2 separate regions of the Homo sapiens genome follow, and region 1 is linked to region 2. The links are chromatin loops, found by intact Hi-C in ENCODE. Cell type or tissue: B cell. All regions are shown on one strand. Each heading gives the region's core, and the rest is flanking DNA. Links, peaks and the distances in the headings are about the cores only. Region 1 overlaps MYO5C (myosin VC). Region 2 overlaps LYSMD2 (LysM domain containing 2).

Evidence for each region. Hi-C counts contacts between places; a loop is a spot of excess contacts. Peaks named below come from ENCODE experiments on the same cell type or tissue, not always from the same donor. Only the 100,000 strongest peaks of a DNase experiment are listed, where the experiment ranks them.
Region 1: it touches region 2 in a loop (7-fold over the local background); 2 of 110 quality-filtered maps call a loop at or near these places.

What each region holds. Positions count from the first base shown.
Region 1 is chr15:52,226,130-52,228,929 of GRCh38, forward strand. All of the region lies in intron 25 of MYO5C (myosin VC), which reads right to left. LOC105370820 (a long non-coding RNA gene) reads left to right here. Exons shown (of 4, transcript XR_007064638.1): 3 at 369-487. Among named protein-coding and RNA genes, the nearest start is that of GNB5, 36 kb to the left of the region's middle. In B cell, for the core only: CTCF peaks have their summits at 1,458 (motif pointing left) and 1,665; a DNase peak (open chromatin) is centred at 1,462; H3K27ac peaks cover 1,877 bases.
Region 2 is chr15:51,730,468-51,733,267 of GRCh38, forward strand. The region is part of intron 1 of LYSMD2 (LysM domain containing 2); the gene reads right to left. Among named protein-coding and RNA genes, the nearest start is that of LYSMD2, 5.8 kb to the right of the region's middle. In B cell, for the core only: no CTCF peak of the experiment used is centred there; a DNase peak (open chromatin) is centred at 1,414; H3K4me3 peaks cover 2,410 bases; H3K27ac peaks cover 2,500 bases.

The DNA of each region.
Region 1 (2,800 bases), core at 276-2,775, 500 kb after region 2:
GGGAAGACTGAGAAAGGTAAAATCACGGGCTAAAATTCTCTTTTAATGGATAATAAAATATTGAGTGCAAGGACATGGGCAAAGTTGCCACCTTCATAACTGTGGGTTTTGGCTTCAGCTCAGCTTAGATGTGGAGCAGTGGCAGAGACTGGTGAGTCCAGGAGGTCTGGGAGTTAGCTGGCTGTTGGGAAGGAGGTGGCCTGGGCAGCTCTGGTTGTGGGGAAGAGGCAGTATTCTGCCTTTATTCTCCCTTGTGAGCTCAGCTTGAATAAGAATCACAGGTCTGTGCTTTTGCTTTGTATCTGAGGGAGATATAAGGACTTTCAGGGACAGCAGAGGTGAATAAACTCTCCTTGATATTTTTTCAGTTACCCTGAGTATTTAAGGGCTCCAGCCCCTGTTTCTACAGAGAGTAAGCAGGAGAATCAAACTGATATGTGCTGAGCACTTTACCTAGAAGACCTAATCCTCCTAACAGGCCTATGAGGTAAGTAGAGTGATCTTTTCTCAATTAGCAAACAGCAGCTACATTTAACTGAAGGCTGACTGGCACGTTCAGGGTCACATGCCAGGTTTATGGGGGACTCAGGACTATCCAAATCCTGAAGGCCATGCTTTTCTTTGTAATGTTTCAGTAAATGTTCCAAGTCAGATTTGCATTTACTTAGGCTTTTAAGACTGACTATAACACATATAACTTGATGATCATGAGTTATTTTCTTTGAAAACCAGAGTAGGCTGGGCACGGTGGCTCACGCCTGTAATCTCAGCACTTTGGGAGGCTAGTGCGGGTGGATCACCTGAGGTCAGGACTTCAGGACCAGCCTGGCCAACATGGTGAAACCCTGTCTCTACTAAAAATACAAAAAAAAATTAGCCAGGTGTGGTGGCAGATGCCTGTAATCCCAGCTACCTGGGAGGCTGAGGCATGAGAATCGCTTGAACCTGGGAGGCAGGTTGCAGTGAGCCAAGATGGTGCCATTGCACTCCAGCCTGGGTGACAAGAGCAAAACTCTGTCTCAAAAAAAACCCAAAAAACAAAACACAAAAACCCAGAGTAATTTTTTTTTTTTTTTTTTTGTTGAGACGGAGTCTCACTCTGTCACCCAGGCTGGAGTTCAGTGGTGCAATCTCGGCTCACTGCAACCTCCACCTCCCAGGTTCAAGCGACCCTCCTGCCTCAGCCTCCCGAGTAGCTGGGACTACAGGTGTGTGCTACCTCGCCCGGCTAATTTTTTTTTTTTTTTCTAGTAGAGATGGGGTTTCACCGTGTTAACTAGGATGGTCTTGATCTCCTGACCTCGTGATCCGCCCACCTCAGTCTCCCAAAGTGCTGGGATTACAGGCCTGAGCCACCGTGCCCAGCCCCAAGTAATCTTAATGGATCACATTGGAGAGTGAACCAGTCTTAGCTACCAAAGAGGAAGTGAGTGACACCTACTGGTACCTCTCTGCAAGCGCAGTCTCACAAGTTCCTACATTTAAGATACAGACCTCAGACCTCAGCCAGATGACAGGACTCCCACAGACTGACTGACATCAGGCTCATGTGGCTGCTAAGAGTGAAGCAGTCACAGGAATGAAAGTGACCCTTCCTGATCATGTGGTCTGACCTCCTACTTTTAAACAATAGGGGACGGGGCCCAGAAAAGACAGACACTTCAGTTGTGGAATTCAGTGGCCACCCGGATGCAATTCCAAAAGCTCTTCTAAACCACGCATGGCTAGTTCATGACAATTACAGAGACTATTTCCATAATCCTACAAATACTCTACTAATATGTATTTCACATATTTAGTAGAAGCTTAAAAGCTTTCCAACTTAATGATGAAATGTCTTACATTTAAGAACGTAGGTACACTCAGGTTTAACTTTTCTGGTAGGGAAACAATTCACTTAAGCCTTGATTGTCCAAGCATGGATCATTACTTCATCCATTCATTCATTTTTCTCTAGAGCATTTTATTAAATTGCCCAGGAATATTTATATATTTTTAATGATAGATACAGGTAACAATTTTTTTTTTTTTTGAGACGGAGTCTCGGTCTGTCACCCAGGCTGGAGTGCAGTGGCGCGATCTCGGCTCACTGCAACCTCCGCCTCCCAGGTTCAAGCAATTCTCCTGCCTCAGCCTCCTGAGTAGCTGGGATTACAGGCACCTGCCACCACGCCCAGCCAATTTTTGTATTTTTAGTAGAGACAGGGTTTCACCATGTTGGTCAGGCTGGTCTAGAACCCCTGACCTCATGATCCACCTGCCTTGGCCTCCCAAAGTGCTGGGATTACAGGCCTGAGCCACCGTGCCCGGCAGGTAACAATATTTTTATATATCATTATGCAGTTTTAAAAATTCTATGTGATTTTTCCTTCTCAGCTTTATAAAAATTTACTTAAAAATTTCTACCATTGAAAATTTATAGCTTTATTGATGTTATAATTTATGAATATATTGTGGAATAATTCAAGCTGATTAACATGTTATCACCTCAAATACTTGTCATTTTTTGTGGTGAGAACATTTAAGATTTACTCATAGCAATTTTGAATGTACAATATGCTCTTATTAACTACATTCACCACACTGTGCATTGGATAATTGTTTTAGTAAATTTTCTAATAACAGTTTAAATGAAAGATTTTGATAATAAGGTAACTTAACTTTAATGCAGGTGTTTATAGATTTATAGTGATGGATTATATAATAAGGATTCACCTCAATTTACAGTCTAATTTGGGAGTATTCTCTACATCGACATATTTAAATAACTTTACATAAATGTAATTTCAAAAAAGTTAGA
Region 2 (2,800 bases), core at 32-2,531:
ATCTCGCCACTGCGCTCCAGGTCAGGTGACAGAGCAAGACCCTGTCTCAAAAAAAATTTTTTTTAATAAAATAAAATACAATGATTCCCCTGTGAAGGGAATTCACAAAGCATCCCTCCAGAAGATACCTTAAGAGCAGGCTGCTGAGTAAGGTCAAGAACTCTTCCCATCTTGGGCCAGCATCATCAGTCCACCTACCTAATAGTGAATGCAATTCTCAAAACTTCTTTTTCTTCCTCTCCATTCCTTAAAAGATATAAGCTCATCCAAAAATGTTTCAGGATACATAATAACATGTACATAGCACTGTGTGGCTTGCAGAATGTTCTCATATACGCACACAGCTCTCATCTGATTATTAGTTTACAGAAAACAGACTTCAATATTAAATGATTCTCCCAAGATTCACCGCCACATCTGTCTCCTGTTACATTCTAGATGTTGATGGCAATGAGACCAGACCCCTCCATTGCTATGTGTTCATGAGAAAAAGGCTTTTTTTCTTCCCCACACTGTCAGAAAAGTACATGAGATTCTATTTATGGCAAATGTCCAAAAAAGGCAAATCTATAGATTAGAAAGCATATTGGTGGTAGTCTGAGACTGAAGAAGGAAACAAAGAGTGAGAGGAATGGATGGGCATGGGGATCTTTTCGGGGTGATGAAACTGTTCTACCACTGAATTCCAACAATGGCCTCACAACTCTGTAAATTTACTTAAAGTCATCGAATCGTACACTTAAGATGGGTGAATTTTGTGGTGTACAACCTCAATAAAGGTGTTTAAAAAAATAATGAGAATCTACAAACACCCCGAATGACTAAAGGCTACTTTGCCATACCTCTCACTTTTGGTGGCTCTATTTATAGTTATCTTCTCTTTAACTAGCAAGGGTCAGCAATCTCCACCAGCAGCAGGGGTTAAAGTTATGAACACTAAAGATTTACATGCACCTGAGTTTCTAAATCACAATGTTTATTCCCCCAAAAATGACAATCATTTCACCTTTTCTCAGCAAGGTAACTTTCGTTAGCGGAAATGTTAAGCAACAACTTGGCTTAGCAGCTAATTGGCAGAGGAAGAGAAAATCCTGGGAATAAAACTGGCTAGGAAGTAACTGAGGGTACTGCGGGGTGAGGTGGCCTCTGGAGAGGGAAAAAGACAGGCAAGCTGCCTGGAGGAAGCAAAGAGAAAAAAGAAAAAGTTTATGCAAATCATAGGTCCACCTGGCTGCCTCCTTTCCACTTTCAGTTTCTATATGGCTCTCTGGAGGTTTCTCCAGGGTTTCTGCACAAAAATTCACGGTGGCAGCCTAGAGCTGGTCAATTTCCTCCAGAGGCTTGACTCTAACTGAGAGGAGCCAGGATCACTGAAAAAGCAATAGCTAAATCTAGAATACAGGGTTAGGGAAGGAATCTTAATGTCTCAGTGGAGATAAACACACCCAGGGGAATGCCAGGCCAAGCAAGTTTACGTCTGAGGTTTGAACTATATTTAACGGTTACTCAACCCACCCCAAGTAGTTTCAGTTTCCCAGACCCACTTCCTCAAATGCCTCTTCCTCTGGTAGAGCTGCTCAAGCCTAAACTTATATGTCATTCCATGTAAAGACCCACTGCTGGTGGAGGGGAGGAGATGAACACTGAGCACCAGCAAGGGCAGCAGTCTTTTACAGATTTGAGAATGAGCCTCAAACCAAATCTTGCAGTTCAAGTCTTCAGCAGGCCACACCTCTTCACTCAGCCCCTGCCCTGGATCCTGACTTCCAGGGTCCGCTCAGCTCCATGGCTAGCTACTTCATACCAGTCAAGCTTTCCTGTGGCTGAAGTCCACATGTATGCGGAGAACTCACAACATGCCAGGCTCCAGGCTAGCCACAGAAGATACAAACATCAATGAAACAAATTCTCTGGCTTCTCAAGTAGCTAGAAACTACTAGAAAGCAGTAGCTGAAAAACTCACCATGAATAAAAAGAGAACAACATGTATTACCTTCTAGCCCCAGCATCTAGCCCAAGGCCTCAAACCAACCAGACTCAATAGAAGTTGGTTAAGAAAATAATGAATGCCAGTTTTTAATGGCTATTAATGGCTAAAAAGGTGATGGTAGGAAAGAGTCATAATGATCTTTCCTAAGTCACTAGCAGAAGAACTTGGGTCCATCAGGTGTCAGGCCTAGCCAGCTTCTTGAAACTCCAGATTCTTCTTTCCCATCCCCAGGATGCCCAGGCCCATCTCTAGGGGAGAGATATTCAAACTAAACAGTAAACAAACAAGCAGAACATTTACAGCATATCAGCAAATCATCCAGACCCCAGCCACATCTCACCACCTCCTTCCTTCTCTACTGCTTTGGTCCCAGCTGCTATCCTCTCCCACCTGCATTACTGCAAAAGCCACCATCTTATCTGGTTTCCTTGCTTGGTACTAGCTTCCCTACAAACTATTTTTAAAGCAGCAGCCAGAGTGATCGTTTTAATACACAAGTCAGATTATGTCACTCTTCGGCTCAAACCCCTTAAATGCATCCCAACTCAGAGAAAAAGACAAAGCCCTTACAATGGTCTTCAAGGTCCAAAGTGATCTAGTCCAACTATACCCCACTGCATTCTAAGCACCAGCCACAGTACTCCTGGAAGGTGCCAATTATGTTCTCACCTCAAGGCCTTTGCACCACTGGTTATTCCTTCTGCCTGGAATGTTCTTCACCAGATATCTGCACAGCTCCCTCCCTTACCTCCTTCTCAGCAAGGTCTTCCCTGGCCACACCATTTTAAATTCCAGCCATCTCCACGAGCC